2 separate regions of the Homo sapiens genome follow, and region 2 is linked to region 1. Evidence: chromatin contacts called from ENCODE Hi-C or POLR2A ChIA-PET data. All regions are on one chromosome and are shown on one strand. Each heading gives the region's core, a stretch centred on a gene start or an enhancer-like site at or near the end of the contact. The rest is flanking DNA. Distances are from core to core; before and after follow the strand shown. Region 1 holds the start of AGAP1 (ArfGAP with GTPase domain, ankyrin repeat and PH domain 1). Region 2 overlaps AGAP1 (ArfGAP with GTPase domain, ankyrin repeat and PH domain 1).

What was found. A loop is a pair of places that touch in the nucleus more often than their neighbours do. ChIA-PET counts read pairs that join two places held with the same protein, here RNA polymerase II (POLR2A). Pooled maps may share reads with other maps.
Region 2: a pooled map shows a loop between it and region 1 (5-fold over the local background). The contact joins the enhancer-like site here to the promoter of AGAP1 in region 1. A Hi-C loop is called at or near these places in 1 of 50 pooled maps. POLR2A ChIA-PET finds 5 or more read pairs at or near these places in 2 of 52 experiments (MCF 10A and PC-3).

What each region holds. Positions count from the first base shown.
Region 1 is chr2:235,491,601-235,495,400 of GRCh38, forward strand. AGAP1 (ArfGAP with GTPase domain, ankyrin repeat and PH domain 1) reads left to right here and starts at 2,443. Exons shown (of 18, transcript NM_001037131.3): 1 at 2,443-3,249. The coding sequence starts at 3,087. RefSeq lists an enhancer at 3,697-3,800.
Region 2 is chr2:235,701,939-235,705,697 of GRCh38, forward strand. All of the region lies in intron 1 of AGAP1 (ArfGAP with GTPase domain, ankyrin repeat and PH domain 1), which reads left to right. Among named protein-coding and RNA genes, the nearest start is that of TNRC17, 190 kb to the left of the region's middle. Within about 2 kb of position 1,338, at least 12 of the 41 ENCODE cell types and tissues checked have a DNase peak (open chromatin) inside an H3K27ac peak, as active enhancers do; they include PC-3, where a contact is called at or near this core.

The DNA of each region.
Region 1 (3,800 bases), core at 1,193-3,692:
TTTTATGGCAGCCCTTGCTGGGTAACACAGGTACACAGGTAGAGACACCAGGCGCCTTTGCTCTGGACTATATTCTCAAGGATGTTTGCAGAGCAAACAGCCTTGGAAGACAGAGATAATGTTTTCTGCCACAGTCAAGGGTAGACATGCTTACTGTCCATGATAAAAACAGTGTCTCCCTCTGGAGTGAAGGGCAGACACACTTACTGCCCGTATGAAAGATCTGAGCTCTCTAAGCTAAGGGTTAAAAACTTATAAAACTCGTATAGGGCAGCTGACTCCAAGTACAGGCTTCACCTGGGCCTCATGTTGCCCGTGGGAATTGGGTCTCAGTAAACTGGTGCATGAAAATGCTGATATTCCAGCTAATGCTACTATTATGAATAACAAAGTCCTTTGTTTCTGATCTGGGAGTCTCATGTCTTCTGCCAGCATCCATGAATTGTGGCAGGCTAACTTGTTAGCTTACAAGTAGGGGAATAGCTCAGCCCCTGAGCAGCTCTTGATAAGAGCTCATGCCTGTGGGGCGAGGCCAGATGGGAGTCATTGGAGGGTTTTGAGAAAAGGCATGACAAGTCCGGACGTAGGTTTTGTAAGTTTCACCAGGTAGGAAGCAGTGAGCTATTACAATTGTTAGATCTAGTGATGGTCCAGCTAGATGATCCTGACTTCAGCCGAGTGGTGAGAAGTCGTGGGATTCTGGATCCTCTGAAGGTGGAGCTGACACCATTTGGGATATGAGAGAATGATAAGCAAAAAGGACAGCACTGAATTTTTCGCCTAAGCAAATGGTGGCCTGGAGTTGCCGATGACTGGGATGGAGAAGATTTTTAGGAGATGTAGCCGGAAGGGATGGCAGGAGTTCAGCTGGCGACATGCTGGACTTAAACACCAGCTAGGCTTCAGGAAATGTTGAGGATGCAGGTGGATGTGAATTTGTTATTCAGGGGTGAGGTCACAGCTGGAGATACATATGAGCTTCATTAACCTGTGTATGATATTCAAAGCCATAAGACAGGGGCGATCACAGCAAATAGCAAAGAAAAGAGGCCTAACCATAAGCCCTGGGGCCCTCCATATTTAGAGGTTAGGGGAGTAGAAGAAAACCACAAAAGGGACAGTGAAGCCAGAAACACAGCAGGAAGCCCTGGTGAGCACTGGGAGAAGGGGTTTCCAGGAGCGCAAGTGATCAGCTGCTGCTGATAGGTCAGGTTTGGTGAGGCCACATGCCTGCCTCTTGGTTACTAGAGTTACTTATGCGTGGACAGCCCGAGGCATGGAGTGATGACCTGTGCCTAAGTGTCAAGGAGAAGACAAGCAGGTCCGGAATGGTAAAAATGTCAGCACATCTTTGGGAAGTTGTGGAGCCCAGCCAGTAAGCCAACACGGCTGGATACCAGGGTGCTTAGGCCATAGCAAACTGCATGTGAGCCGGTGAAGGCTCAGCAGGCTTTAAACGGGGATGCCGGCCCGGCTGGCTGAGTTTCAGAAAGACCACGCCGATGGCTGGGGGCAGGGACTCAGCCAGTGTCCTCAATCCAGGACCTTGTGGGACCGCCCGGCAGCCAGTGCTTCCGCAAATCTGAAGGGTCCCATTTGCCTCAAAGCGGCGAGACGAGCCTTCCAAGCGCTGCTGCAGTGCGGTCCCAGCTCCGCGGGGGGTCCCCGGGGATGACCTAAATCGGGGATTGCGGTGGGACAGACGGTCCAGGGGCTAAGGAACCCCGTGGAGCAGGCAGCGGCGCTCAGGAGGCAGCAGCTTGAGATCCACGGCTCGATTTTTAAAAATTGTAAGGGAGAAGGATGCCTCGAAAGCCTCTGTGGTATTTTGTCGCATCTCGCACCCCTGTCTAAACTTCAGTCCACTCGTGGAGTGTGGACCCCCACGCCGCATGGGCTCAGGAGGCGCTTCGCCTTTGGAAAGAAATCGCATGTATTAAGGGAAAGCACGTGTGCTACTTTGAGAAAGGAGGCAGAAAGTTACCAAACGCGGGAAGGGGAGGCTCGCCAACCAAGCGAGGCCGTGGGACACTGGCGAGTCGCAGAGGCTCCTGGAGCCAGCCGCTTGGAAACAAACAACAACGCGGCGGGCGAACTCCCGGGCAGCCTCCCCCGTGCCGGGGCGCGGGGGCCGCCGCGAGAACCCGGGCAGGAGCTGGCAGGCGCGGGGCCTGGCCGGCGGGAGGGTCCCGCACCCCGGCCCAGTGTGAACACCCCGCGCACCCCCCTGGCCCGGCCCGCCGGGGGCGCGGACTACAAGTCCCAGGAAGCCCAGAGGCAGGCGCGGGGCGGGGCCTGGCGCAATTCCCCGGGATCCGGCGCGCTGGGAAGCGCCGAGGAGGACGCAGCGCCGGCGGCCGGAGGGCGGCAAGCGCGCGGGCAGGCGGGGCGCGGGCGCGGGCGCGGGCGAGGGCGAAGGCGGGGGCGGGGCCGACGTGGGCCGGAGCCCTGCGTGCCAGGGAGGGGGCCGGCCGGGCAGGCGGCGGGCGGCGCTCGGAGCGGGCTCCGCGGCTTGCAAGGCGCCTGCGACTCGGTCCCAGGTCGGCGGGCGGCGCACGGCGGGCTCGCGCGGGGGCCCCGGCGCGCCGGGCGGCGCAGTACGCAGCGCGCGGACCCACGCCACGGCCAGGAGCCCAGAGCAGCGCGGCCACACTGCCCAGGGGTCGGCCCTCGGCCCCGGCGCTCGGAGCGCGGCGGCTGCCTGGGCTTTAATGGCTGCTCCGCGGAGCAGCGCCTAGGGCTGGAAGGCGGCTGCGGCTCAGGAAGTCACCCGAGCAAGCCTCCTTCGGGGCCGGCCGCACCCGCCGCGGCGCGCTCCATGGGGGCGCGCTCCCCCCGGGCGGCCCGCTGACCCGGGACGCCGGGGCCCGCTCGCTCGCCGGCCGCGCGTCCCGGCCATGAACTGAGCCCGCGGGCCAGCCCCGCGCCTGCTCCGCCCGCGCCTTTCTTCTCGCGCCTCCTCCGCCCGCCGCCGGCGGGCCCGGCTCCCCGGGGGCTGCGGCGCCCCGGGCTCGGCGGCCCGCGGGCCCCGGGGCGCGGGGCGGCGGCGGCGGGGGGCGCGCGGCTCCGGGCGCGGCGCCTGCACCATGAACTACCAGCAGCAGCTGGCCAACTCGGCTGCCATCCGGGCCGAGATCCAGCGCTTCGAGTCGGTCCACCCCAACATCTACTCCATCTACGAGCTGCTGGAGCGCGTGGAGGAGCCGGTGCTGCAGAACCAGATCCGGGAGCACGTCATCGCCATCGAAGGTGAGGGCCGGGCCGCCTTGGGGCCTCGGGAAGGCACGGACGCCCGCGGCGCGGCGGGGGTGTGCGCTGTGTGCGTGCGGGTGTCCACACACGCCGGCCGGGGCACGCGGCTGCTCCGCCGAGGGAGCACTGCGGCGCTGCTTGTCTTGCAAGGCCGGGCGAGCGTCGCCTGCGCCCCGCCGCGCCGCGAGCTCCGCCAGGAAGATAGATCGTCAGCGTTAATTTGATCGTGGACAATAGAGTCTCTCCTGCGGGAAAGTGGCTCGGTGCCTCCGCGTCCTGGGCTGCCGGAGCGTCCCGGCCCAGCAGACGCCTGGGGGCAGCCGGCGGGGTCGGCGCCACCCGACCCCTGACAGGTTACCAGGCCAGGCCTGGGCGTCTTGCTGGACGTTGAAGACGTGTTCTGAGAAGTGCTGCCGCTGGGGGCGAGGCCCGGGCCGGCGTGTTTGGGCGGTGCAGGGCTGCCCTCCTTAGTGTGTTTGCTTAATTCAGGGGTGCAGTTGAACTTAGTGGATGCCGAGAGCCAGCCCTAGCCGCGGGAGCATCGTGTC
Region 2 (3,759 bases), core at 88-2,587, 210 kb after region 1:
GCTCCTCCCCTTTTCTGTGCTAAAAATAATAGTTAAAATCCTTGTGACGTTTAAGGTTTTCAAAGAAAATTCCCAATTTCTGAGATAATATGTTGTTTTTAAAATGTCACCTGCAATTTCAGGTTCCTTTTTTTAGCCTTGTGTATAATTTCACGAGTTTTGTCTGGAATGCGTATTTGTGGTTCCTGGAGCCAAACAGAATTGGGGGCTGGGCTGGGGGTGAACGTGACACGGGAGACCATCAAGTCATTCTAATATTGGCTGCATGCTGTGCTTCTAGTTGATAATTTGGAGGAGAAAATTAGAGTCCATAGCTCTGCTGGGGAATGAGCCCACCTGCCAGACGATGGCTGTCTTAATGAAGATGAGGTCCTGGCTCCCTTGTCTAATGAAGAATGTGGGGGAGCCTTTAGCAGAAGGCTCTGAAATCCCGAGGAAGGACGCAGTGGAGGCACCGCTGGACAGGAGCTGCCTTCCCTGGTCCTTGCAGCCAGGCTCCTGCAGCCTGGGAAGGTGGGGCTTCCTCATCTCAGGTCCAGAATCCTCTGAAAGTTCTCTTCCTTGACCATAGTCCTTGGGCCCTGTTCCCTTGTTGGTGTTGTTTGCTGAGGTAGAATGCTAAGATAGGCCAACTGGAGTCATTTCCAGGATTACTTCCCATTCTAGAATTTTTGGTATATGTTGGTAGTCATATCACATGGATGACTTTTTTCATACACGTTTATGTGCTGTAGGTTGAACCCCACTGTGAAATTGCCACTATTCAAACATATTTGACCATATTTGTGCCTCCAGCACAGCAGCGAGTACAAGTAGCACATGTGCCTGTCTCCAAGCAGGAACATCTCCTCCTGGCTGTGGTCAGATTGATCTGGCAATTTTTATGTGGTTTGATGGAATATAAATTGACCTGGGATGAAAACTGACTCCAGTAAAGCCTTCTAGTTTGTTTTACTCCATGTGGAGTTAGTGGTCACTGTGAGCCAGTTTTCTTGGTTTTTTTTTTTTGGACAGAGTCTGGCTCTGTCACTCAGGCTGGAGTGCAGTGGCGCAATCTCAGCTCACTGCCACCTCCACCTCCCGGGTTTAAGCAATTCTCCTGCCCCAGCCTCCTGAGTAGCTGGGATTACAGGCGCACACCACCTCACTTGGCTAGTTTTTATATTTTTAGTGGAGACTGGGTGTCACCATGTTGGCCAGGCTGGTCTCAAATTCCTGACCTCAAGTGATCCGCCTGCCTCAGCCTCACAAAGTGCTGGGATTACAGGCGTGAGTCACCACGCCCGGCCCGAGCCACGGTTTTCCATCCCTGGTGTGGTTGCTTCATCAGGACTTGGCAGGCCATGTGTTACTCCAGGCTCACTTGTGCCTCCAGCGCAGCAGTGAGTTCAGGTAGCATGTGTGCCTGTCTCTGAGCGGGAGCATCCTCCCCCGGCTGTGGCACCTGGGCAACGGGACATCAATTCCTGCTCTTTAATCCTACCCCCAAAGGTAATAGGAGAGCTTCCTCTGTGGGTAGTTGGGCCCTTTCCCAGGCATCCTGCCACCTCCTTGGCAGCATCTCCTTGGAACCTTACAGAAGCCTTAGGAAAGAATTGCTCCCCTCTTCTCCCCTCCCCCTCCTTCCCCTCCCCCGCTTCCCTCCCCTCCCCCGCCCATCCTCCAGGCTGGAGTGCAGCCTTCCCTCCCTCGCTCTATCCCCCAGGCTGGAGTGCGGTGGCACAATCTCGGCTTACCACAACCTCCGCCTCCTGGGTCAAGCAATTCTCCTGCCTTAGCCTCCAAGTACCTGGGATTACAGGCACCTGCCACCATGCCCGGCTAATTTTTGTATTTTTAGTAGAGATGGAGTTTTGCCATGTTGACGAGGCTAGTCTGGAACTCCTGACCTCAGGTGATCCACCTGCAGGCTAATCTCAAACTCCTGACCTCAGGTGATCTGCCTGCAGGCTAGTCTTGAACTCCTGATCTCAGGTGATCCACGCCCCTTGGCCTCCAAGTACTGGGATTACAGGGGTGAGCCACCTCGCGCCCGACCAGAAATGCTTCTATTTTATGGTGAGGAAATTGAGAGACCAGAAAGTTAACCGAGGTCACTGTCAAACCCATGGCTCCTGGCTCCCTGACCCCTCACACCCATTTCCCTCTGCGTCCTCTTGATCTCCCATGGACACTGGGATGGGCAGGGCCAGGTGGGAGAAGCAGGGCTCATCTCTGAGGGCTGCGTTATGGGGTAGGAGTTTAGCCTCAGTAACTGCAGCACTTTCTGCCCATGGCAACCTGTGCTGTTTTCACATTTCTCAGAAATTCCCGCTCTTGGAGTTTTACACTTGTAACATCTGCTTAGCAAATTTTGAAAAATTGAAGATGAAGAGTAATAAAGTGTGGACAAAGCTCTGCAGGGAGCTTGTTAGAAATGCTGATTTGAGGCCGGGCGTGGTGGCTCATGCCTATATTCCCAGCACTTGGGAGGCCGAGGCCAGCGGATCACGAGGTCAGGAGATCGAGACCATCCTGGCCAACATGGTGAAACCCCGTCTCTACTAAAAATACAAAAATTACCCAGATGTGGTGGCGGGCGCCTGTAGTCCCAGCTACTCGAGAGGCTGAGGCAGGAGAATCTCTTGAACTCGGGAGGTGGAGGTTGCAGTGAGCCAAGATCGCGCCACTACACTCCAGCCTGGCAACAGAGCGAGACTCCGTCTCAAAAAAGAAATGCCGATTTGAAGGTTCTGATTTCCAGAGTCCCGGCTGATGCTCACCTGTTGCTGGCTTTGCTAAGCGTCCCAGGTTAGTCTAGGGCGAGCAGGCTCTGAGCAACACAGCAGATAATGAGGGAGGGATTTAGAATCTGGCATTGCCAAGGAGGTCAAGGGGGACTTTCCCAAGTGTCCCGCTGTGTCCAGAGGCAGCAGCAGGGAGAACCTGTCCTGAAGGGCTGCAGTGGTCGGCGAGCCCGGCACCTGTCTAGTTCTTGGGAAGGATCATTACTATCACCAACGTCGATTGTAAAATACAAGATGCTTTTTTCTTTTTTTTTTTTTTTTTTTTTTTTTTTGCGACAGAGTCTCACTCTGTTGCCCAGGCTGGAGTGCAATGGTGGGATCTCGGCTCGCTGCAACCTCTACCTCCCGGGTTCAAGCACTTCTCCTGCCTCAGCCTCCCGAGCAGCTGGGATTACAATCATGTGCCACCACGCCTGGCTAATTTTTGTATTTTTAGTAGAGACGAGGTTTCGCCATGTTGGCCAGGCTGGTCTTGAACTCCTGACCTCAGGTGATCTGCGCGCCTCGGCCTCCTAAAGTGTTGGGATTACAGGCGTGAGCCACCACGCCTGGCCCAGACACTTCTGAGAACGAGCTACATCCTCTGTGCCACTGGATTCTGGCTGGTCCAGGAACACAGGTGTGCACACATCCGGATGTGCATCCACACACTCATGCGCATATGCCCAGCTGTGTTTCCCTGAAGCATATTTATCCTTCCAGTGTTCCTGCACCTTGGAAGGAAGCAGGACAGCTGGCCTGGACCCTGCCCCACCCTTCCTCGACCCCACCTACTGAGTGATGAACAATTCCACGCCAGCACAGTGTCCAGCCCACAGATAGGTCCCTGTAGTGGAGTAGGAGGAAGGACTATTTTGGTATGCATGGCTTTCGCGAATGTTTTGTTAATTTTCGTTTAGCTTTGTATGAGGCAGCATTCCATTTTGACTGGGCGGTAACAGAGTTGATGAAAGTTTTTAAAATAAATACTTTT